Linked DNA regions of Homo sapiens: region 2 is linked to region 1. A link is a loop called in an ENCODE intact Hi-C map of the cell type or tissue named here. Cell type or tissue: GM12878. All regions are shown on one strand. Each heading gives the region's core, and the rest is flanking DNA. Links, peaks and the distances in the headings are about the cores only.

The links. Peaks named below come from ENCODE experiments on the same cell type or tissue, not always from the same donor. Only the 100,000 strongest peaks of a DNase experiment are listed, where the experiment ranks them.
Region 2: a loop joins it to region 1, with 6 times the contacts of the local background. A loop is called at or near these places in 10 of 110 quality-filtered maps.

Annotation. Positions count from the first base shown.
Region 1 is chr3:32,139,799-32,147,798 of GRCh38, reverse strand. GPD1L (glycerol-3-phosphate dehydrogenase 1 like) reads right to left here. Exons shown (of 8, transcript NM_015141.4): 4 at 7,433-7,571; 5 at 1,065-1,177. Among named protein-coding and RNA genes, the nearest start is that of GPD1L, 37 kb to the right of the region's middle. RefSeq lists an enhancer at 1-16. In GM12878, for the core only: a CTCF peak has its summit at 3,495 (motif pointing right); a DNase peak (open chromatin) is centred at 3,558.
Region 2 is chr3:31,850,664-31,867,890 of GRCh38, reverse strand. The region is part of intron 3 of OSBPL10 (oxysterol binding protein like 10); the gene reads left to right. Among named protein-coding and RNA genes, the nearest start is that of OSBPL10, 120 kb to the left of the region's middle. In GM12878, for the core only: a CTCF peak has its summit at 9,248 (motif pointing left); no DNase peak of the experiment used is centred there.

The sequences.
Region 1 (8,000 bases), core at 1-8,000:
GGCATTCTTTCCACCTTTGCAACTCCCATCCAATAAAGACAGGTGACTGGTGGATTGCCTAACCTCTTCCCTAGATGCTCAAATTTCTGAAGGGTGGCTTTTTGCTGCAAAAGAGATGACTCAGAAGTGGCTCAAAAGGGGCATTCACATTGAGAACTTTTTATTTCCCCTATTCCCCCCACTCTTTTTTGTAGATGATAGTGAAATAAAGGCAACTTAGATAGTGAGGGGGAATGAGCAGGTAGCTGCTGCTGTTCCCTGTTGGTTGTTCCCCCAAGTCACGGCAGAGAGAGGGACAGTGCCTAAGGCTTTAAAAGACAGCAGCCAACAAGTCAGGAGCCCAGGTGTGGAGACCTCCCTTTACCTCAAAAGAGGGGAAAAAAAGATAACATAAACTACATACTTATGATTTTTGTACTTTTCTGTATGAAGTACCTCTTAAAATTTACATTAAAACAAACAAAAATACACCTCCAATCAAAGAAGCCGGACACAAAAGAGTGCATACTGTACAGTTCCACTTACAAAAATCCAGCAAGCCACTGGCCAGTGGAGTGCATTTCTTTAATCACATCTTCTCTCTCTTGAGGGCAAAGACAAAACTATTCTTAGAAAAACCTCTACCAGCAGCAGATTATTTTTTCCCTTAATAAGAACAACCAGCCAAACTAGTAGAGTAGCATAATTCAGAGGAAACAAGTTCCTTTTCCTGCTCAGGATGAAGTGTGGGAGAAAAACATGAATGAATAGAATCATTTGCTCCTGGGTGAAACCCTGTCATCAAGGAACTCCCATGCTTTCCAAATATCAATGCTGCCAACTTCCCAAAGACCAAAACATCACAATTCCCCCATATTTACAAGTTAAAGCAAGCCACGAGTAAGAGAGGAACTGAACCACCCGGGAAAGGCTGCAGCAAAACAGGAAGTTATAAACAAGACTCTCAATTCACTATTCTTCGCTGATGTGGGTGCACAGAACACAGAGCCCATTCTTGAGGATTAGACTCAATGATGCTAACATTTGCCTTGCTTGATGAACTCCTCCCCTGAGGCTGACTTTACCTTAAGCGCACCACAGAGTTCAACAGTGTCTGCATCATCAACCACGGTAATTCGAAAATTTGGAGTCTGCAGAAGTTCTTTGAAGAGAAGGCCGTTCTCCATTACTTTGCTGCCTGTTGAAAGGTTAGACAACAAGGATATTAATAACAGCCTCTAATCTTAATTTTCACACCTAATACACTTTAAAATAAGTTTCTACTTACTATAAAAGTAACATGTTCATGATAGGATATTTAGAAAACACATAGGAGCAGAAATAAAGTAAAAATATCCCGTTTCCAATCGAGGTGATCATTTACAATTTGACATACATTTTTAACTGACCGAATGTGAATCTAAAGTTTTTTTTGGCCAGACACGATGACTCACACCTGTAATCCCAGCACTTTGGGAGGCTGAGGCGGGCAGATCACGAGGTCAAGAGATTGAAGCCATCCTGGCTAACATGGTGAAACCCCATCTCTACTAAAAATACAAAAAATTAGCTGGGCGTGGTGGCACGTACCTGTGGTCCCAGCTACTCAGGAGGTTGAGGCAGGAGCATCGCTTGAACCCAGGAGGTGGAGGCTGTAGTGAGCTGAGATCTCACCACTGCACTCCATCCTGGGCAACAGAGCGAGACTCTGTCTCAAAAAAAAAAAAAAAAAAAAAGAAAAAAGCATGATTGTCAACAAGTAAAACTACACCAAGAAGTGACACAATGTCAAAATAATCCAGGCCATCTGAGGGTTGAGAGAGGGTGGGGAGTGGATGAAATGAGACTGGCCAGGAGTTAATCATTTCTAAAGATGGGTGACGGGCATGTGAGGTTCGTGATACTACTCTACTTTTCTGAAAAGTTTCATAATAAAACACAATATCTACACCCAATACTTAGAAACACAGTCTACTCTGTAGCATTACTGTTCTTTCATTTAGCTGAGTTCCCCTTTTCCAAATGTTAGAACTATGTCAGTTTGTGCAAACTGTTCTCTTCCTTTTTAAACAGTCCACCAGGCTGTCTAGGTGACTCTGTGCAACACTGTTGCATCATCTGGGTTGGGTAAACCAGCCCCTGGCCCCTACATCATATTACAGCCTCATCGTGTCTCCTCCCACTGCTCAGTGCCTCCAACATGAAGCATGCTCCTGAACATTGCAGACCAGCCCCTCCCTCAAGTCACTTTAATCCAGCCATCTGCAGCTGGAAACTTGGGTTGCTGGTGAACAAACTGAGGAATGGGCAGGGGAAGGCACACTCTTGGCTTGCCATAGATACAAGGTAGGGTCTATGGGTTCCTTTGTGGCTGCAAATAACGCAATGCCCATCCAAGAGGTGGGCTTGATTTATAGCAATCTCATATTTTCTCAAAGGTACCTTTTAAAATTTATTACCTTAAATCATGGATAATAGGTAGTAACTTTATTTATTTATTTATGAGACAGAGTTGCTGTGTTGCCCAGGCTAGAGTGCAGTGGCACTATCTCAGCTCACTGCAACCTCCACCTCCCAAGCTCAAGCGATTCTCCCGCCTCAGCCTCCTGAGTAGCTGCAACTATAGGCATGCGCCACCATACTCGGCTAAGTTTTGTATTTTTAGTAAAGATGGGGTTTCGCCATGTTGGCCAGGCTGGTCTCGAACTCCTGACCTCCAGCAATCCACCTGCCTTGGCCTTCCCAAGTGCTGGGATTAAAGGCATGAGCCACCGCACCCGGCCCGCGAATTTTATTATTAATATAATACCAGTCATAAGCCAGCGCGGTGGCTCATGCCTGTAATCCCAGCACTTTGGGAGGCTCAGGTAAGTGGATTACTTGAGGTCAGGAGTTCGAGACCAGCCTGGTCAGCATGGCGAAATCCCATCTCTACAAAAAATTCAAAAATTAGCCTGGCGTGGTGGTGTGTGTGTGTGTGTGTGTGTGTGTGTGTGTTCCCAGCTACTCAGGAGGCTGAGGCATTAGAATCATTTGAGCCCAGGGGGCGGAGGTTGCTGTGAGCCGAGATCACGCCACTGCACTCCAGCCTGGGCAACAGCGTGAGACTCCATCTCAAAAACAACAACAACAACAACAACAAACCCCAGTAATAAACAGTGACATGGCAAGCAGGGACTCAGGGCATCTGTACAGAACAGCTAATGCCGGACAGCCATGTGGGAAGGTTGCCCAAAACTCAATGTAAACCAAAGACAGGAAAATCCCCTTTCTCTGTCACACCAAGTTTTAGAGGCAATTAACCTATGTAATAAAACTCCTTCAAAACCCTTATTTTAGTTTGTGATTCCATATGTGTTTGTGTGCTTACAAGTTCCATAAGGAGCTTATGTATTCTAGACATTTGGCACCATGCCTGATACATAAGAGGGTTTGAAAAATATTTGTGGAATGACTGGATTAAAAGCCTCAGAGTCTGTGGTATGCCCCAAGAACGAAAGGAGACCTTACCACAAGAGGGCACTGTAGTTCACCATGACAGGATTTTGAGGCCTGAAGCTGCCCTATCTTTTCCCTCCACAGAAGATTCAAGTGGGCCACGATTCCTGAACCTACCGCAATTTAAAATAGTCCCTATGCATCAACAAAGGATGTCTGGATAACCACACTGCAATGATCAAATACAGAAAATGTAATGTTTACATAATATTATTATCTAACATATAATCCACATTCAAACCTCACCAATCACCTCTGCATTGTCTTCCACAGCAACCCTCCCTGCCTAATCCAGGACCCCACACTGCACATAGTGCTCATGTCTCCTTTTTGATTTTTAGAGACAAGGTCTTGCTCTGTCACCCAGGCTGGAGTGCCATGGTGCGATCACTGCTCATTGCAGCCTCCACCTCCCACGCTGAAGCAATCCTCTCATCTCAGGCTCTCGAGTACCTGGGACCATAGGCGTGCACCACCACACCTGGCTAATTTTTGTATTTTTAGTAAAGATGAGGTTTCGCTTGTCATGTTGACAAGGCTGGTCTCAAACTCCTAACTTCAGGTGATCCGCCCGCCTCAGCCTCCCAAAGTGCTGGGATTACAGGTGTGCGCCACCACACCTGGCTAATTTTTGTATTTTTTGTAGAGATGGGATCTCATTATGTTGCCCAGGCTGGTCTCAAACTCCTAGGCCCAAGTGATCTCCCACCTTGGCCTCCCAAAGTGCTAAGATAATAAGTGTGAGTCACCACGCCTGGCTCGGTAATATATCTTTAGTCCTTTTTATTCTGGGACACTCCTTTAGCCTTTCATTGTCTTTCATGACACTGACTTTTTTGAAGAGTCAAAGATACCATTGGCCTGTTGTTTTATAACATATCTCTTACTTTGGGCTTGTCTGATATTTTCTCATGATTAAATTCAGGTTATAGGCTGGGCACAGTGGCTCGCACCTGTAATCCCGGTACATCAGCAGGCTGAGGCAGGAGGATCCCATGAGGCCAGGAATTCGAACAAGACTCTACTTTTAAAAATTAATTAATTCAGGTTATATAAAACAATTTTTAAACATCACTTTCATATTCTATCTTACTTTCAATGTTTTACTTAAATTTTTTTTTTTTAAAGAGACAGGGTATTGCTGTCACCCAGGCAGGAGTGCAATGACGTGATCATAGCCACTGCAGTGACTACAGCCTCGCTCAATCTCCTAGCCTCAAGGTGATCCTCCCACAGCAGTCTCCTGAGTAGCTGGGACTACAGGTATGTACTACCATACCAGGCTAATTAAAAAATTTTTTTTTTTCTTTTTTGGAAACTCCCAGCTACATTTCCCAGGGTGATTTCAAACTCTTGGCCTCAGAAGATCCTCGGCTTTAGCCTCACGAGAGCTACTCCACCCAGAAATGCTTTACTTAATTTAATTCAGGTCATCAGTGCTTATCACACTCCACCCCACAGAGAAGGCATAGAAGCACCGGGTAAAGAAATGCCAGAGGGAAAGAAATGCAACTTATGTGCTTTTATCTGTTTTTTAAAACCAAAAAAGCCTAATGTACCCAACTAGAAACTTTCCTACAACAAACAGGGCTAGAGTCCTAGCCAGGATTGGATCAGGGATTGGGATTGCAGATTAAGATTTAGTCTTCCAGAATGAACTGGGAAAGGATTATTGGCAAATAGGATTGAGTTGGAACAAACTAGTTAATCTTTTTGGGAAAATATAAGTAATTACATAACAATTTCACAGGCTATATTAAAACTGCAGATAAATAAAAGAATTTACTGTAAAAGAATAAGACATATTCATATATGTACATACTAGCATACAAATATAAATAAATTTTTTCCAGAAGAATATTTAGAAACTGCTAATAGTAAAAGCCATTAAAAAAGAATGAAATCAGCCGGGCGCGGTGGCTCACATCTGTAATCCCAGCACTTTGGGAGGTTGAGGCAGGTGGATCATGAGGTCAGGAGATCAAGACCATCCTGGCCAACATGGTGAAACCCTGTCTCTACCAAAAATACAAAAATTAGCTGGGCGTGGTGGCGCATGCCTGTAATTCCAGCTACTTGGGAGGCTGAGGCAGGAGAATCGCTTGAACCAGGGAATTGGAGGTTGCAGTGAGCCAAGATAGCACCACTGCGCTCAAGCCTGGCGACAGGGTGAGACTCCATCTCAAAAAAAAAAAAAGAAAATCATGTCCTTTGCAGCATGGATGCAGCTGGAAGCCATTATCCTAAGTGAGTTAACATAGGAACAGAAAACCAAATACTGCATGTTCTCACTTACAAGTGAGGGCTAAACATTGGGTACCCATGAACATAAAGATAGCAACAACAGATACTGGGGACTACTAGAGAGGAGAGAAAGGAGGGAAGGATTGAAAAACTACCTGTGGGGTACTATGCTCACTACCTGGGTGACAGGATTAGTCATAACCCAGACCTCAGCATCATGCAATACACCCATGTAACAAACCTGCACATGTACCCCCGAATCTAAAATAAAAGTTGCAATTATAAAAAACAAAAAAGAAACTGCTAACAGTGATTCCCTCTGGGAAGAGGGAAATGGGTGGGAAATTACAATCTTAGTTCTACTTTTCCACCTTCTCATGGTGCTTGAATTTTTTTTTAAACCTGTGTCTGTATCACTTTCGTAAATGACAACCTGGGCAGGTGGTATCATAGGCTATTCTTTTCTTCTTTGTATTATTTGTGATACTTCTCCTCTCCAACAAATATTATTTTTCAAAAAAAAGTTTTGTATCCAAATATATGGAATTGCTGATGGAATGCTATGCAGTTATGAGGATGTACAGTATGTTAACAGACTCTGAAAGGTTTTTGTTACATATTCAGCGAATAAAGCAATTATTAAACAGCATATGATTCACTACAAACATAATAGTTCATACAAATAGTAAAAAAGGATATATAACAAAATTATCAAAAATTTAAAATGGCTTTCTTTTGATTATCTCTATCTTCCATAATAATCATGTAAAATACCTCCATAATTAAAAATAAAAATTAAGGTAGAAAATTCCAAAAAAATCCTAAAAAGTCCTACGTATAGGCAGGTATAAGAATCTGGAGCTACATTTTCCTGCGCATTCATCTCATGCAAGAGAGCCTGACATCTCTCAGAGCTTCCTTTTACAAAGCTGCCAAGGGGAAATGATTCATATTGCTTGCAGGTTTGATAAGGGTGAAAGTAAGTTCTGCAGTGGTAGATAAACTTTTGCAAAGCATCTGAAAATACAATAATATTACTCTTCCAACAAAGCATCGTTTAATATAGTACACGGACACTTGAGAATTCTCAAAGCCCCTTTCAAAAGAAATGAAAATTTTCATAACGTCAATGTGAGAATAATGTATCTAATGTATAATGTGTAAGAGTAGAAAAGGCTTACTAGTTCAGGAAACAGAAGACTCAAATTTGTTCCTGGCTTCTACATTAGTGTGTGATCTTGGGGCAGGTAATTTATTCTCTGAGTCTTATCATTCACCTGAAAATGGGGGTCATTCAACCAATTTTTAGATCTCACTGGAATCAATGAGGATCCAGATACTAACATTTGTAAGAAAAGAAAATTTGGGCTTCTGAGGCCAGGGGACCCCTACCATGGATGTAGCCACCTGTTTCTTGGTACAAGCAACCTTGCACTTTTGTGTTTAACCTCAGTAATTCATTATTGGATCACAGCAAGTCAGAATGCTCTTCTTGGCTATATTCATTTATATTCATTCTGGAGGTTGTTGAAACACTTCAGTTCCACAAAATAGCCTCCTTAAGTAAAACCCTCGCCCCACTGAATGCCCAACTAAGGAATGTTAAGAGGGACAGGGAAGAGTCTATTACAGAAAATATCAGAAATGGAATATGTACATGTTCAAACATCAAATGTCCAGACTCCTGGGGTCCCTCCCAGGCAGTGCTTACCGATGGTGGTCTCACAGAACTTCTCTGCAGCCACCTCATTGGCAATGTTGGCTCCCATCAGCACACTGATGTCAATACCCATCTTCTCACGGATGATGTCAGAAATGAGCTTCAGCCCCTCGGGGCCCTCGTCTATGCCCTACAAGGATGCCAAGAAGTTAGGAGAGAACAAACCGCCAAATCAAAGAGGCATGGGATAGTAGATGTCCCATGGCTACACAACTTGAAAAATGTCTCCTACTTACAAGAGTAAAAGCATCTATACTGCCTATGTACAGCTTAAAGAAGAATCAAATGAAGAAAATAAACATGTACTCATCACTCGTGTTAAGAAATAGAACGTGACTGACACCACTGAAGTCCCCTGTGTGTCTCCTCTCAAGTTCATCCTCCTTCTACCCCTGCTCCCCAGGGTGAACCACTGTCCTGAATGCTGTATGCATTGCTCCCTTGCTTTTCTTGACTATTTTACCACATCGGATGGTCCCTAGACAATGTTATACGTCATTATCCCTGGGGTTTCAAGTCTATAAAGAGAGTTGTGCCATTCACCTGTGATGTGCTGTCT
Region 2 (17,227 bases), core at 5,077-13,076, 280 kb after region 1:
TTAGAACATTTCTGGGATCTCTCTTGTGTTTTATCTTCCTTCCAGTCAGCTACTTGCCCTTCTGTCTGGGTCATTTCTGACCCCTTGTTCTGTCTGTCTGTTTCCCTCCCTCCCTCCCTCCCTCCCTTCCTTCCTCCCTTCCTTTCTCTTTCTTCTTGTCTTACTCTGCGCCCAGGCTGGAGTGCAGTGCCCTGATCTTGGCTCACTGCAACCTCCGCCTCCCAGGTTCAAGCAATTCTCTTGCCTCAGCCTCCTGAGTAGCTGGGATTACAGGTGCACACCACTATGCCTGGCTAATGTTTTGTATTTTTAGTAGAGACAGGGTTTCACCATGTTGGCCAGGCTAGTCTCAAACTTCCGACCTCAAGTGATCCACCCTCCTTGGGCTCCCAAAGTGCTGGGATTACAGGTGAGAGCCACCGTGTCCCGCCTGTGTCCTGTTCTTGATTAGCTCCAAGTGGGAAATTGAGAAAATAAAGGGAAGTGTTTCCTGGTATTTTATACATCTAACAGTATGGAAAGCACAGCAACTTTTTTTTTCCATCTATGGATAAAAAAGCAAGAAAATGTAGATATATGTAGATGTATTTGAAGTAGTTTATGATACTCATCGCATTAGAAATCTTTTCTCTGGGCTTCTAGGACCCCAGGCCTGACTCTCTCCTGGCGCTTACTAATGACCTGGTTTCCCATCTCCTCCACTTGACCCTGTGCTCACTGAGAGCAAACAGTGGTGGCTACACTGAGGATGGCAGTAGGTCCCTGTGAATCTTCATCTGTGTAAAGAGTGTGAAGACACTGTGGTTAGATTGGCATATGGTTAGGGCTTATTTTCCTTGCTAGGTAATTCTAAATTAAAATACAAATTTTAGGATAAAGTCTTATGCAAATTTGGTCATGGAGGAATATGATTGGCTAATACAGGACTTTAAATTCATTATAAGTCATAGGGGGTCTTGAATGAACAGCAAAAGTTACTGAGTTTTGAGGAGTGTATATATTAATGTTCATGCTGGAAGCTGCCCAAATTACAGGTCTTTTGGATTTTTTCTTTTTCCCCATCCCCTTAGAATGATAATTGCACATTAATTCACTTGTGGCCTTGTGGTAGTAAGAGCCCTGTCTTACCCCCGTCCACTGGGGTCTGGACAGCCCCAAGAGTAGGTGAGGCAGCTCTTCCTCACCCCTTCTAGCTGTGAGGGACCTGCCTGTGTTTACAAAACTTCCAATGATAGCTGACACCAGTGATATACCCTAACTCTCCTCCCCCGCCTTTGTCATGGCGTCTATACTCCCCAAGCATGTAGGGGCTTTAGTCAGGGCATGTTAGAGCATTGGACAGTGAGAAAGGAGGCCGTAGAGAAATGGGCTGGCTTGGCACCCTGGCTGACACTGGTTGGTTCCACATCCACTCTGACTAAGGAGAGCATGCTCTGTGGGTGTCTTCTCTTCCTGAAGGCTGTGTGTCCTGAAGCCACTGTTCCCACTTGTGTGGTTGAGTGCACAGGAGTGTGTGGATAGGTTGAGAGACCAACTGATAGACCTCGCCCCTGCTTGCCAGGTGCAGACACCACCCCTGTTTGGGGACATTGAGAAACTTTACTTGGGGAGGCCTAGGGGATGTGTGGACTGCTTCCGGGGAATTAAAGGGTTTGTTTGTTGGGGTGGGAAGGAGGAGACAGGAGTGGGGAATTCTATCCATAGCAAAATGTGAAGGGTGAGGTGATTTGAAGCTGTTTAATTGTTCCTCCCGCCAATCTAGGTTTCTGATGGTGAAAGACTACAACTTTCTTGACTTTTTCCCGCCCTGGGGTGTGAGCCAGAGGGCTTTGGAGAGGTGCTTTGATATTTTGGTTAGGATGCAACACAACGGGAAGCAAGATTAACCCAGTGACATCTGTAGACTCTGAAACCATGTGGTTACCAGGGATTTCAGAAGTCATCCAGCCCAACATCCTGGTCTATCCAACTACTTGGAAAGAAAAATGCACACCAAAGTGTTTACGCTTATACTAAATAAAGATTGATTCTACTCAAAACAACACCCAATTTTATTCTTTTAGAGAGGGTACTGCTGGTAACTCATTGGCTGAATTCTCAGAATTTTGGTGGCAATCTGACAAATGACACTGAATACCTCTTTTATATGATTAAGCAATTTTAGGGTCTCTCAGAACAATTTGAAATAATTCAGAAGTAACAGAATGATTAAAATGTTGTGTCTTAGTCTGTTTGGGCTTCTGTAACAAGCTACCATAGACTGGATACTTTTAAACAACATGAGCTCTTTCATGACCTAATCACCTCCCAAAGGCCCACCTCCTAATGCTATCAACTTGGGGGTTAGGATCTCAACAAATGAATTTTAGGGAAGACACAAGCCTTCAGACCATAGCAGATTGAAAGGGATTCCAAACTCCCTTTGTTGCATTTGTCTAAGAAACAGTAGATGAAAAGGGATAAGAAAATACAGGTTTTAAAACTATGCTGTGCAATATGGAGACCTCTAGCCACATGAGACTACTTAAATTTCATTGAAATAAGATTTAAAAATCAGTTCTTCAGTGGCACACATTTCAAGTGCTCAGTAGCCACATCTGGCTGATGGCTGCGTATTGGACAGCACAGATATAGAGCATTTCCATTATCACAGAAAGTTCTGTTGGATAGAGCTGGTAAAGCTTCCACTATTACTTAATGGTTTCTAAGAAGGGAATTTACCAATATCTAGTTTTGTCTCTTGCACAATGAACAGTTCTTTTAATCTACAGAGGTTTAATGGGGCTCCCTCACCCCTTCTGTCCCTCCCTCCCTTCTTTTCTTCTCCCTTTCTGTTGGGAGTCCTGGTCTTCTTTAGGACCTCGGCATTAAATGCTTGATCACTTTCACTTGTCCACTTGCCTCACCTGTGCAACAGGAACATAGGCCTTACTGATCTGAAGGCAGGAGCTAATGTTCTCTGTGGTCCGGGTCAGCTACTTGTTCACGCCACTGGAGCCATTTATGGAGCAGACATCTCACACGCGGCTTTAGTGAAGGACAAAAGAGCAAAGGAGACTGCTAGTTATGCCTGTCCCTAGCTCGAACAATCGTTAGTGGCACCAAACTTCCTAAGGCAAGTCCAAAACTTTATCTTGGCATTAAATGCCCACTCATTTCGGGTCCAGTTCCTTCCCCTCTATCTCTACCCATCATTCAGTCAGTGTTCTAGACAAACAGCTCCCCAAGCACCCTGCACACCTCCATGCTTCCTTGCCTTTGTCACTGCTGTTTCCTTTGCTGGGAATGCCTTTCCCTCCCCCTCCCTCTTGTGGTTTTTAAAGCTCATATACTTTATATGGTTAAGTATATGGTCGGGTGCGGTGGCTCACTCCTGTAATCCTAGCACTTTGGGAGGCTGAGGCAGGTGGATCATGTGAGGTCAGGAATTCGAGACCAGCCTGGGCAACATGGCGAAACCCTGTCTACCAAAAATACAAAAATGTGCTGGGTGTGGTGGCGTGTGTCTGTCATACCAGCTACTCAGGAGGCTGAGGCAGGAGAATTGCTTGAACCCAGGAGGCGGAGGTTGCAGTGAGCCAGATTGCACCACTGCATTCCAACTCCAGCCTGGGCAACAGAGTGAGACTCCATCTCAAAAAACAAGAAACAGAAAGAGAAAGCCCCTTATACTTCTGTGATGCCTTCCTGACCCCCCAGGCAGCATGGTCTTCTCTCTGTGCTCCCATATATACCAGTACTCACTGACATTATAGCACATCTTATTGTGCCCTCATGGCCCACCGTGTGTCCTCGGAGGCCTGGGACTGTGGGGAAATCATACTGCATCCTCTGCATCTGGCACTGTCATGACACATGGGGGTGGACATAAACCAGTTAGTGCATGTTCAATACTCAGCAAATATCAACGCTGCTTCTTCCTTCTTCTTCTCCTTTACCTGTTAGTAGTAGTATTAGTATCAGTATTAGTAACAGTAGTAGTATTAGTAGTAGTGGTGTTGGATTTGGGTTCCTCAGGAAACTAGATCCAAGATACCACATTTTATTTTTCTAAATATTATTGTTTTGTATTTGATCAAGTATAACAATTTTTTTTTATAGAGAGAGAACTATTAACCAGTAGCTGAAAATCAGTCATGAGTAACAAGCAAAATGTTTCTGAATTTTTAGTTTTTTAAAGAGAGAGGAAACTAATAGTCATAAGGAACACATTTTTGGGAAAAGGAAATAATAGTAAATGGCATCTTGGAACACATTGCTTTGTGGCAGATACTATGCTAAGTACTTTTCTTGGATTATCTTGTGTATTTCTCACAACAACCCTGTAAGGCAGGCACTGCTATGACCACATTTTCTAGGTGAGGACACTGAGGCACAGAGTAGATTTGTGATAAGCCCAAGGTGGCATAGCTAACAAGTGGCTCTTATCGTTTCTTAAAATTTAAGATATAATTCACATACCATAAAGTTTACTTTTTTAAAGTATGTAATTCAGTGGTTTTTAGTATGTTTTCAAAATTGTACAACCACTACCACTATCTCATTCCAGGATATTTTATCGTTCCTAAAAAAATCCCCTGTTTCCCTGTTTCCATGAACTGTCAGTCACCCCCCATTTCTATCCACCCTGTCTTCCCAGCCCCTGGCAACCACTAACCACTGTCTCTATGGATTTGCCTCTTTTGGATATTTCATTTAAATGGATTGTATGCAATATTGTGTCTCTTTGTGTCTGGCTTTTTTTCACTTAGCATAGTGTTTTCAAGGTTCATCCATGTTGTAGCATAAATCAGTACTTCATTCCTTTTTTATGACTAATATCCCGTTGTATGGACATGGCATAATTTTTAATCCCTTCATCGCTTGATGCATATTTGGGTTGCTTTTGCTTTTTGGCTATTGTGAATAATGCTGCTGTGAACATTTGTATGCCAGTTTTTGTGTGAGTTTGTTTTAAATTCTTTTGGGTGTATATTTAAAAGTGGAATGACTGGGCCATATGGTAATTCTATGTTTAGCTTTTTAAGGAACAACCAGACTGGTTTCCAAAGCAGCTGCACCATTTTACATCCCTATCAGCAATGTATAGGGTTCCAATTTTTCCATATCCTTGCCAACATTTGTTAGTATAGCAGCCATACTAGTGGGTGTGAAGTGATACCTCCTTGTAATTTTGATTTGCATTTCCCTAATGAATGATGTTAAGTCTCTTTTTATATGCTTATTGGCCATTCATATATACTCTTCGGAGAAATACATATAAAAATCCTTTGTCTTTTTTTATTCATTTATATTTTATTGAGTCATATGAGTTATTTATATAGTCTTGATAGTTAGACCTTTATCAGATACATAATTTGCAAGTATTAGCTCCCATTCTTTTTGTTTTTAGAAAATAAAAAAAAAGCATTACATTTTACTGTTGCATTTGTTCATGATAGTTAAAGTTCTAGGGTGGAACGCAGACATCTTTTATTTCAACACTGTCTTAATGCAGGATATGTTTATTTTGGTAATTTATTATTGTTAGAATTAAACCAGGCTTCGGTCTTTCCAAGTTTGATTTGAGCTTATACTTTGCATGTCTATGTGTGGTCCTTTGGTCTCAGGCTGGGGCACATTAAAGATAGCCACAGATTCTTTGAAGCTTTCCTGTCAGCATTCCCATCAAAAGGCAGGTGCTATTTTTTTCTTTAAAAAAATTAAAAAAAAATTTTTTTGTGGGTACATAGTGTATGTATTTATGAGGTACGTGAGATATTTTGATAGAGGCATGCAATGCATGAAGGGGCTATTTCTGAGCCTGGCATGTGGCAGCTTTGACCAAAAGTCAAAGTACCGCTGACAGTTCCAGGCATGGGCTGTAAGAAAACTGGCCCCTTCCACTTGGCTCAGAGCCCTGAGCCACTCTGTAAATATTTACTACCCTACTGGAGAGACCCCATTGCGAGGCTGTAAGAATACATGAAGGGACACAGCAAAATCCAGGCTTCCAGCTGCCCCTCTCAAGGCACCAGGATGTGCACGAGGCTTTCGTGACCCCTCCAGACAAGTCTAGCTACTGGCCAAGTACCACTGAGTCACCCGAGGTGATGCCACCCAGAATAGAAAGAATCACCCCAGGAAGACCGGCCTGAGTTCCTGACACATGTTGAGATAAAATAAAATAGTAGTCACTTTTAACCTCTTGTTTTGGGGTAGTTAGGCAGTAATAGATAACCAGTGCAAACTTGCCAAGGGAATGGTTAGTGTCACCAAAGAGGCCAATAATATTAATGGTATTAATCAATTTTTGAACAATGATACAAGCTAAAATTTAAATTCTGAGTTTCTAGTTCTATAGACAATCAGTCATCTGTATCTGTGGGTTCTGCCTATGTGGATTCAACCAACTCTGGATCACAAATATTCTAAAAAAAATTGCATCTGTTTTGAACATGGATCGACTTTTAATCTTGTCATTATTTTGTAAACAATACAAATAACTGTTTACATAGCATTTACATTGCATTAGACATTATAAGTAATTTAGAGGTGATTTACAGGGGAATATATATGCATAGGTTATATGCAAATAAAATGCCATTTGATATCAGGGACTTGGGCATCTGTGAATTTTGCTGTCTTAGAAGGGTCATGGAACTAATCCCCCATGGACACCAAGGGGATGACTGTATATGCCTTCACAATTTCCTAATGACCCCCAAACTGACCCAATGAAAATCAAAAATAAACACATTGATTAAAAACATGACTTATTCTAAATCTGTGATTTCTAAACTAATAATTTATGTTATTGGCTTAATTTTCAATTTTTATCCATAGTGTAGGTTAGAGCAATGTATATTTAATAACCTGTAGACTTAAGAACTAAGGTATTTTTGCCCATGTGTGGTTCACAACTGTAATCCCAGCACTTTGGGAGGCTGAGGTGGGCGGATCACTTGAGGTCAGGATTTTAAGACCAGCCTGGCCAACATGATGAAACCCCGTGTCTACTAAAAATACAAAAAAAAAAACCCAAAAAAAAAAACCCCAAAAAACCCCACAAAAATTAGCCAGGCATGGTGGTGGGCACCTGTAGCTACTCAGGAGGCTGAGGCAGGAGAATTGCTTGAACCCAGGAGACGGAGGCTGCAGTGAGCCGATATTGTGCCACTGCACTCCTGCCTGGGTGACAGAGTGAAACTCCATCTAAAAACAACAACAACAACAAAAAACAGAAAGAGAACTAAGGTATTTTTAACAGTGTTTTGAGTAGAAGAAACTAAAAAGAACATACATGAACTTTTTTAATGTGGTGGGTCAGGTCATCAGATAAGATGTGGTGGCAACGGTGGAGAATGTGGCTCATAACCCTAGCCTCCTTGGTCGTTCAGTCCCCTCTTATCACTTCCTTGTCTCTTTATTGCCTTGGGGCTTTCTGCCTGGAGCCCCTCATTCTTCTCCCATAGTAAATCCTTCTAATGCAGTTTCATGACTTGGTTAAGGTCACTCACTCAGTGACATGTTCCTTTGGACCATCCAATAACAAGATGCTTAATTCTTTCCTTTTTTACATCTCCATAGACCTGGGGGCAAGTAAAATACAACTCTGGATGTGCTTCTTCATGTAGAGAGTTGGCCCATCATAGGTCTGGTGACTGGTGACTGTGCTTCGTGCAGTGAATGATGCAGAGGTTGCCGAGGTGCAGGCTTCTTCAAAATCTTAAACGCTTTCATTTTCAAATACAAGGCCTTTTAGGGCACAGGGAAAGAAAAGGCTTTTCATTGACTCAGACTTCATGTAAGGGAGCAGGAAGGGCTGGTTCCAATGTGCGCAGGAGGGAGAGGATTACCAGGTATATGTGAGCAATGTCCACCACACCATTCTTAAGATACTCTCCATGCCCAAATGGAACTGTTATTGGAGTAAGTCCTACATGGCAATCTCCAAGTCCATTGGAAAATTTCACTCACTCTTAGGCCTCAAGGGCCAGTCTGATTACATGTGGGAATGCCACCTACTTTGCTGGGCTCTTGGCCTTCCTAAGCAGAAATGTGATTATACTACAAGGTAAGGGTGCTGTAATGAATTGTGTATTCCTCAAGGATTCTGGAACCAAAGCCCTTTCCAATGTCTCAGCACAAGCAGTTGCTGCACAGAAAAATAAACTTAAGGAGCCTGGGAGAGGTTCATTTTGGGATGATGATGACGTTAGTGATGTTCCCTTGATGGAAGTCCAAGATTGAGGGACCAGCATCTGGTGAGGACCTTCTTGCTGTGGCATCCCATGGCAGAAAGTGAAAGGGCAAAAGAAAACCATTTCACCAAGATGGAGATTGGGTCCATCATGAACTTACTGATCATCTCCAGGATTTCGTGAGGCAGCGTGGCACTGATGAGAACAACCTGCATGGCTGGAGGCCATGTACACATTGTAAATCTGCCCTTTGAAACTTATGTTTACCAGTTTATTATAAAGGATGTTGCAAAGGATACAGATGAAGAGATATGTAGGGTGAGGTATAAGGGAAGGGGCGTGGAACTTCTACGCCCTCCCTGGGCGGTCACCCTCCTAGAGCCTCCTGTATTCAGCTATCCGGAAGCTCCAGCTCCCATTTCATGGTTTGTCTCTTTACTTTTCCCATTTTTTTTGACATAGACAAAATTTTTTAGAACAAATGGAGGATCTGGTGTGATAGACAATGTAGGGAATTAGGTAAAAACAACAACAAAAAAAAAAACCTGGTTTCTGGCTGTGCCTGGGCCACTCACAGGCTACTACCTAGCTTTGTAATCTCAAGTAACTCAGTAAACGAGTAATGTCTCTTAGCCTCAGTTTTCACTTCTGTAAATTGGGCAAAATAATGGCATCAACCCTACAGGGCAGTTGTTAGGATTAAGTAATATTAAGCATGTCACAATATTCTTTTTATAACACAGATTCACCCAATTCTGCTACAACATTTCTGTTGATGGATAACTTGGTTGTTAAGCCAAGTTCTACCTGAAGATGATCATGAAGGAGTGGCTAAGAAGCATCTCTAAAACCTGATTGTTATGACTTTCCCCCTAAAAGTTTTGATAGACTGCCCAAATGTTTATATTCCCCATGCATCAGAAAGCTCCAGTATAATCCAGACTCAGCCAGGCTGGCCTTGTTCACATTGTGCATCTGGTTTTGAGTGGCTCCCATCTCACTTTCTGTGATGCTGCAGGATTAAAGGCAAGTGCTCTAGGCTCTCTGGGGGCAGTACCCGGTTCAGAACTAGCCCTATAGTGCCACCTGGGGCAAGTTATTCCTTGAAATGAGGACAGTAATTTTTGATGTGAGGATTGAATTGTATGCTGTGGTGAGGATTAATGAGATCATGTCTGTTGTGCTCTTAGTACAGAGCCAGACACTGAATGAGTTTCCGTGAGGGGTACTGTGCTTTCAGGACCCAGCTAAGTTGGGCCCTGCGAAACAAGCAGTACCTGACTGCCCAAGACTGGAAAGGCACAGCTTGTGAAATGAAATGGGGTATTTCTGATAAAAAACTGAGCTTCTGCAATAAAAGAGAAATTTAATTTATTAAAGTTGATGAAAAGGTTAAAAAACATAGGGGGCTGGGCACAGTGGCTCACACCTGTAATCCCAGCACTTTGGAAGGCTGACATGGGAGGATTGCTTGAGCCCAGGAGTTTGAGATCAGCCTGGGCAACATAGGGAAACCCTGTCTTACAGAAATATAAAAAAATTAGCCTGGTGTGGTGGCGTGCTCCTGTAGTTCCAGCTAGATACTCGGGAGGCTGAGATGGCAGGATTGCTTAAGCCCAGGGAGGTCAAGGCTGCAGTGAGCCATGATTACGCCCCTGCACTCCAGTCTGGGCAATAGAACGAGACCTTGTCTCAAAAAAAAAAAAAACACAGGCTGTGGGGAAGATATACCATGATAGGAACAACCAACCAGTCAAACAAAAACGGGAGAGACACACACATACTTACTTTTTCTGTATCTCTCTCTCTCTTTCTCTCTCTCTCCCCCCCTTTCCCTCTCCCTCTCCCTCCTTCTTTCCCTCCCTCTTTCCCTCTCCCTCTCCCTCTCCCTTTCTCTCTCTCTCCCTTTCTGTCTCTCCCCCCCACCCCCCTGCCAATCTTTGGAAGGACACACGAGAGGCTAGTAGTAGTGGTTGCCAGGGGTGCTGTTAGGGGAACAAGAGATTTATGGTTGAAAGTATATAGGGATTTAGGTGTACCTTTTGATATTATTCAAAATTTTCATCTTTTGCATTGGTCAGTTGTATATTAAAAATGTAGTTACTCAAGTGGTTAAAATTTGAATTATTAAAAATGTATTTTAAAACCTGGAGCCGAGGCTCTTTTGCTGAGTGCTGTGTTCTCGTGGGTCACTATTGAGTTGGTCGTTTTATCTTCAGGGAGATGCTCTCCATCAGGCAGTCACTGATGAACCTGCTTCTCATTATATTCTTCACTTGAAAGTCTTAACATCTAATGTCCTTGAAGATGTTCAGTAATTCCAAATTCCTGCCAGTTCAGATTAGGCTCCTCTTCTTGCTACTCTGAATTGCTTTCACTTGAAATAATTTGAAGTGTTTAAAGTTTAATGCTCTTTGAGGGGAGCTGCTACATCTCTCCCCTTTATTTGAATTAAATAGTGATTAATAGTCTCTGTTGAGTGGCCTCTTCCTTGACAAAACCCTCCGGTGCTGGGGTGGTTGGCTGATTAGCAGAGCTAGCTCCTGTCTTGGGTTCTGTAAGCAGAGCTTCTCCATCTGCAGAGGGCAGGGGGTATGAATGCCACTGGAGGTTGAAGAGGGTTAGTACTGCCCACATGAAAACTTCTTTTTCAAGGCAGGGTCTCACTCTGTTGCCCAGGCTGGAGTGCAGTGGTGTGATCCTTGAACCCTCCACCGCCCAGGTTCAGGCGATTCACCCACGTAGCTGGGAATACAGGTGCCCGCCACCATGCCCAGCTAATTTTTGTATTTTTAGTAGAGACGGGGTTTCACCATGCTGGCCAGGCTGGTCTTGATCTCCTGGCCTCAAGTGATCCTCCCACCTTGGCCTCCCAAAGCACTGGGATTACAGGCATGAGCCACTGTGTCTGGCCTACATGAAAACATTTTCAAGAAGCCCTAGGTGTATCTTACATTCAACTCGTACATCTTACTGAACAATACACTAGCCTGATAAAATATTTTAAAGCTGTTTTATTTTCTTTCCCAAATCATTGGGTGAAAAGTAAGATATGCTGCATCTCCTGTTGAGACTGAAGGTATAAAGTGCTCCAGGTTGAAAAGCAGAGTATGAGGATAATATGTTTTCCGAAGTAGCAAGTCTTTGGGGGAATAGATTCCGATGAGTTTAGGCTGGATAAACTCCCTTAGTAAAGTTGGACAAGCTCATCTAAGGATTGACTCTTCCCTTGGCTCTGTCTTCTTATTTCTGCTATTGGGTAATTTTGCTTTCATGTTTTATTAAGCTCAGTGCCATTTTTCTTCTAGAATTTTTCACAGATAATTACTTTTTGGGTACTTAAAACTAAGTGTAAAACATCACCCTCCTAAACATACCATCAAATTAAGTAAATAAAACACAATTTAAGAACAGCTTTTATTAAAACAATAAAGTTTGGGGATTTTTTTAATTGTCTTAATAAAGTGCAACAATTTTGCATACCTTCTCCAGCATAATCTTAACATTTGGCTGCCCGCCTTGCCTGAAAGGAAAGTCCTAACATTACCCAGGAAGATCATTTTAGGTCAAGAAGGCCTTTAGATTAAAACGTGTGTGTGTGTGTGTGTGTGTGTGTGTGTGTGTGTGTGTGTGTGTGTAATATAAACATAAATGTATATAACATATATTATACATATATAAATATATATATTTTTAGGAAAAAACAAAATGGTACAGTTTTGATTCAGTTGAACTAGTTTATTGCACCATACATCTGTACTTAAATAGGGCTTTTTTCTACAATACTTGAGTTGCTGTTTTTTTGCCTAGAACCTTGTGGGGTGATTTTCCATCGCTAGCCCTCTGTGAGAAGTTCTGACTTGAGGGTAGACAGCTCTTAGTCTGAGGACATTTCCTGCACTGAACTGCATCCACTGTGAGTGATAAAGTTGGGGTCAGTTGTTCAGAGTGGGGGTGTCTGGTCCCTGTTTTGCTAACATTGGAGGAAAGGCTTAGAAGAACGAATGAATGCTTGGAGTAGCATTCAACAAACACTGCAAGTAGATGAATGCTTGGGAGTAGCATTCAACAAACACTGCATGTCTGTGTACCATAATGTTCTAGGCACTAGGATATAGTACTGGACCCTGGAAAGTGACTACGTGTAGCTTGTACTTGTGTGAGGGAGACATCCAACAGACAAATATGTACTGTGCCAGGTGGTGACAGGTTCTATGAAGAAAAGTAAAACAAGGCTGGAGGCTAGAGAACAACAGTAAATATTTTAAGGTATTCCTACTTAAAAATATATCCTACATGGACTGTATTCTTCAAAAATGTCAGTATAAAAGACCAAGAAGGGTATGGAAGTGTTCCAGATTAAATGAGGCTAAAGATACATGACAACTCACCGAGCATGGCGGCTCAAACTGTAATCCCAGCATTTTGGGAGACCTGGTGTATGAATTGCTTTAGCCCAGGAGTTTGAGACCAGCTCAGGCAACATAGCAAGACCTTGTGTGCACAAAAAAACTTAAAAATTAGCCAGGGTGGCACATGCTTTAGTCCCAGCTACTTAGGAGGCCGAGGTGGAAGGATACCTTGAGTCCGAGAGTTGGAGGTTATAGTGAGCTAATCATGCAGCATGCACCCCAGGCTGGGGACACAGCAAGATCCCTGTCTCTGGCAAAACAAAAACAAAAACAAAACAAAACAAAACAAAACCATGACAACCAAATGCGATACCTACCCTAAACTAGATCTGATTTTACACTGACATGGAATTAATTGGAATACAGACAGTAGATAGGATAAAGGCATTTGATAACTGTCCTGTGGTTATACAGAGAATATCCTTGTTTTTAGAAAGACACACTGAAGCAGTTAGAGGTATTTAAGGGGAAAAGGCCTTACCCTTAAATTAGGAAAAAGTTTCATTCATTTATTCGTATAATAATTATGTGTGTTTATGTGTTTATTTTAAAGTGGGGAAGGAGAGAACAGAGGGAACAAATGATAAAACAAATGGGGTAAAATGTTAGTAATTGGTAAAACCGAGTAAAGGATACGTGGTGGGTTTTCTTTTCAACTTTCTATAAGTTTGAAATTATTTCTTTGTCAACTTTTAAAAATTATATATTGTATGTGTGTTATATAAAACTGTAAAATTATATATAGTCTAACACTTTTAAAAACATTCTTTTTTAAAAAGTATATATTCTTTGGGAGAAGTTACCTATTAATCATTTCCATGTTAATAATATGAATTTTAAGAAAAGTAATTTATTCATTTGCTATTGTCTTAGCTGAGACTAACCACAAAGGAACTGAGTGGCTAAGAAAATGTGGGAAAGGAGGCATTATGGGCCAATGGCAGCCAGGCTGATGCAGAGAACTGGTTAGAACACTTGGGCTTGGAGAGTGAGGCGCACAGTGTATTGTGGAAGATGACGTTTAAAAGGAAGATCAGAGCAGGCCTTTGATAAAACCACCACTGGGGTCAGTTTGGCCTTTACAGTTAGGCAATCTCTCTAGACCATTCTGTATGCTATCTTTGGGATAAAGTTATCCTTAAAAAAAAAAAAAAACTTTACTGAGATATAATGTATATATCATGAAAGAAGGTTGTGAGTGACCTTGACCAATATTTTATACAGATAGATGAACATTGTTATGCCAGCATCTATCAAACTTGATCAAAATGCCAGGCGCAGTGTTAAGTACTTTAATAGATATTATTTAGTTTAATCCTTACAATATCCTTATAAGATATGTCTTGCTTTTTAAATAGGCAATGAGGATAAAACCCTGAAACGTTATAAATAACTGCCTTAGGTTGCATATCTGATAAGGGGCTGCATTTTGGAGCCAGGCCTTGCTGCTCCAGCACCACTGGACTGGGCTGCTGCCTCATGTGTGTGATCCCTGATGTGTGGGTGGTGCAGCCAGGTGAGAGCAGAGGCTCTGTCTCAAGTTAGAACAGAACGTGCAGGTGCTTCCTGAAATGTGGCAGAAGTGAGCTGACGTGTCTCAGCCCAAGAAGAGAAGAAAAACTGTGTGAATAATAATAAGTAGGAAAATGAAGATGCCTGGGGAGTTAATTGAGCATTTTGGGGTTAATATTTAAGTAGAGTCAGTTCTGGGCTGGGCAAACTATAGCATCGATCCTTTCTTCCTTCCATTCATCCAATCTGTATTCCAAGGTGGCTAACCTTGATTTGCATTTTTCTTTCTGCCCAGCATTGACCTTCCCTACCACTCTTGCCTGTGGTACAAATTAGATGATCCTGTTTCTCTACCATAGACTTTACCTCCATCATCTTGTATTCTTAGCTGCTTTTCCAGCCCTTCACAGACCCCTTGATGCTGACCCTCAGTAACCTAGACAGGTTATCAGGAACTACACTGAGGGTTAGGATACAGGGTCATTTGAAGTGGAACTCCATGTTTTGTTAATTAGTTGGCACCTGCCTTCACAATCTTTCTTCCCTCTGAATCCTCTTTAGGCCAGGTCAGGAACTAGAAAAGGTTGCTGATGCCTGACTACCTGTATTAGGATATTTATTTTTCATTCATCTACTTGGCAGCTTATCTTAATGGCATCTTCCGTCCCTCCTAAGCCTTGTTGCTTGGCAGATCTGCATACCTCTTTGGACTAAAAAACTCTTTTTCATGTGAAAAAAACCTTATGAACTCCAGTGCATTGCATTGGGCAGTAGGCATTTATAAACTGCCTACTATGTGGGGCACATTGCCCTTGGTACTCTTTCTTTACAACTTATAGCATAGAACCTTTAAATTCCTAGATTCTCATCATGTATTCATGTGTTAAAACAAACAAAACAGGAATAGCCAGGCGTGGTGGCTCACACCTGTAATCCCAGCCCTTAGGGAGGCTGAGGCAGGCGGATCACTTGAGGTCAGGAGTTCAAGACCAGCCTGGCCAATATGGTGAAACCCCGTCGCTACTAAAATTAGAAAAATTAGCCAGGCATGGTGGCGTGTGCCTGTAGTCTCACTTACTTGGGAGGCTGAGGCAGGAGGATTGCTTGAGCCTGGGAGTTGGAGGTTGTAGTGAGTCGAGAGCATGCCACTGCACTCCAGCCTGGGTGACGGGAGCGAAACCCTGTCTCAAAACAAACAAACAAACAAAAAAAGGAAAAAACTTCCGTGCCACAGGAGTAGCTTGCTCAAATGTCACAAAAATGTGTTTTTCTCCTGTAATAATTGTAGTAAATAGTGCACTGTCGTTCATAGGTTTCTTTCACGTGCATCACCTCATCCCAGGGTTTTCCCACCTTGGTACTATTGACATTTTTGGCTGGATAATAGTTGTTGTGAAGCGGTTGTCATGAGCATTGTAGGATGTTCAGCACATCCCTGTACTCTTTACCTCCTGATAGTGTACCTCCTTCCCCCCGACCCCCTGCCCCCGACTGCCGGTTGACAGACTTTGCTGAATGCTTTGGGGGAGGGGAAGGAGCACAGTCACCCTCATTGAGAAATCCCTGCCTCAGATAATGCTCACAACAATCTTGCGGGTAGGTCTTATCTCCATTTCTGCAGATGAGGAAACTGAGGCCCAGGGAGATTAAATGGCCACATGGCTAGGGCATGGCAGAAGTGAGGCTTGAGGTCATCCCCATATGTTCAGTTCTTCACTTGAGGTCCTTTTTCACCCTGCAGCTGCTGGGAATGGTGTTTCAGTGTATAAGAGAGAAGCAAGGCCAGCGGGGTGGTTCTGCAGTTGAGCTTTTACTCTTGGGAAGGGCCTTGTTCTCTTTGCCAGATGCAAGACAGCCTATCCATCATGTCTTTGAGACTCCTGGGCATCTCCCCCAGAAAGGGATGCAGAGTGAGAGATGTTTTAGCAGCAAAGCTAGAATGCCTTCTGAGTCCTGCTCTGCCTGGTTCCAGGGATCACCGGACTCAGTCACGGGATGGAGGGGGTTCTGAACTTTGCAGTCTGAGACCCCCTTTGCCAGGATACTGCACAAATCAGAGGAGAGCTGCATGACACTTCTGGCACATGTTGCTGAAGAAGCAAATCACATCTTTCGGAAATTTTATTCCCCTGTGCTCTGTGTTGCACTGACAGAGTGGAGAAGAGATTGAGGAGAATGTTCTCTTGAGCCTGAAGTTTGACAGCTCGTGTGAGTCGTGCTGGTCTGGGTAGGACTGGCAGAGCCTTGGCCCTGGTGCCTTCTGGCCCTCCTCATGGGCTGCAGCCACTCTGCCATGGTGTGGACCGACAGCGGCGCCTCCTCCCTCATCCCGCTGTGGGCAGATGCGGGGAGAGGCTCTTGCCGGTTTCCTCTCCATTGCTCATCAAAGGTAGATGATGGAGGGGCCAGGGCTGAACTGGGGAGTGGGATTGGAGGGGAGCATTTACTCTTCAGCTCTCCTTCACGTCTCTGGCTGAGAAAAGAAGTACATCTCTCTTAGGACTTCTCGACACAGACTTCCAGGGCATCGGGGATTTCTGTACAGTATGAAACTATAAATATTTTCTTCCCCCAGTGGGATGCATAGTACAGACTGGTTAAACTTGAGGAAGTGTTTTTTTAGAATCTGATTTTTGAAATACAAAAGAATGTTACTAGAGCGTTCCTTGGCATTTGAAATGAGAAAAAGACATCTATCTTTTCTCTTGTGAAATTTTTTTTGCAACTTAAATACTGACCTTGGATAACTGCTTTGATTTTCTGGTTTTGAAGCCAGTGTCATGTTGTTCATGCTTTCCTCATTACTTCTTAATAACCAAATTATATGCAGACACACCACATTAATGGAGGCAGTTCAGGAATGGAAGAAACTCGAGTATTCTTCTCAATAGTTCTATCATTGGCCTTGACCTTGAGCTGTTTCCTTCTTTTTTGTACTTGTTTCTTATTCCGTAAAGTAGATGGAGCATTTCCTTCTTGTGTTTTATAGCGACATTGCAAGGCAAGTAAATCAATACTTTTGGAGAGGCTTAATCAAAGACAGGTTCAGTAGCTATTAATATCGTGATTATAATGATGGCATGATGACGAATAGTATAATTGCCAGCTTTATGTGCAGAG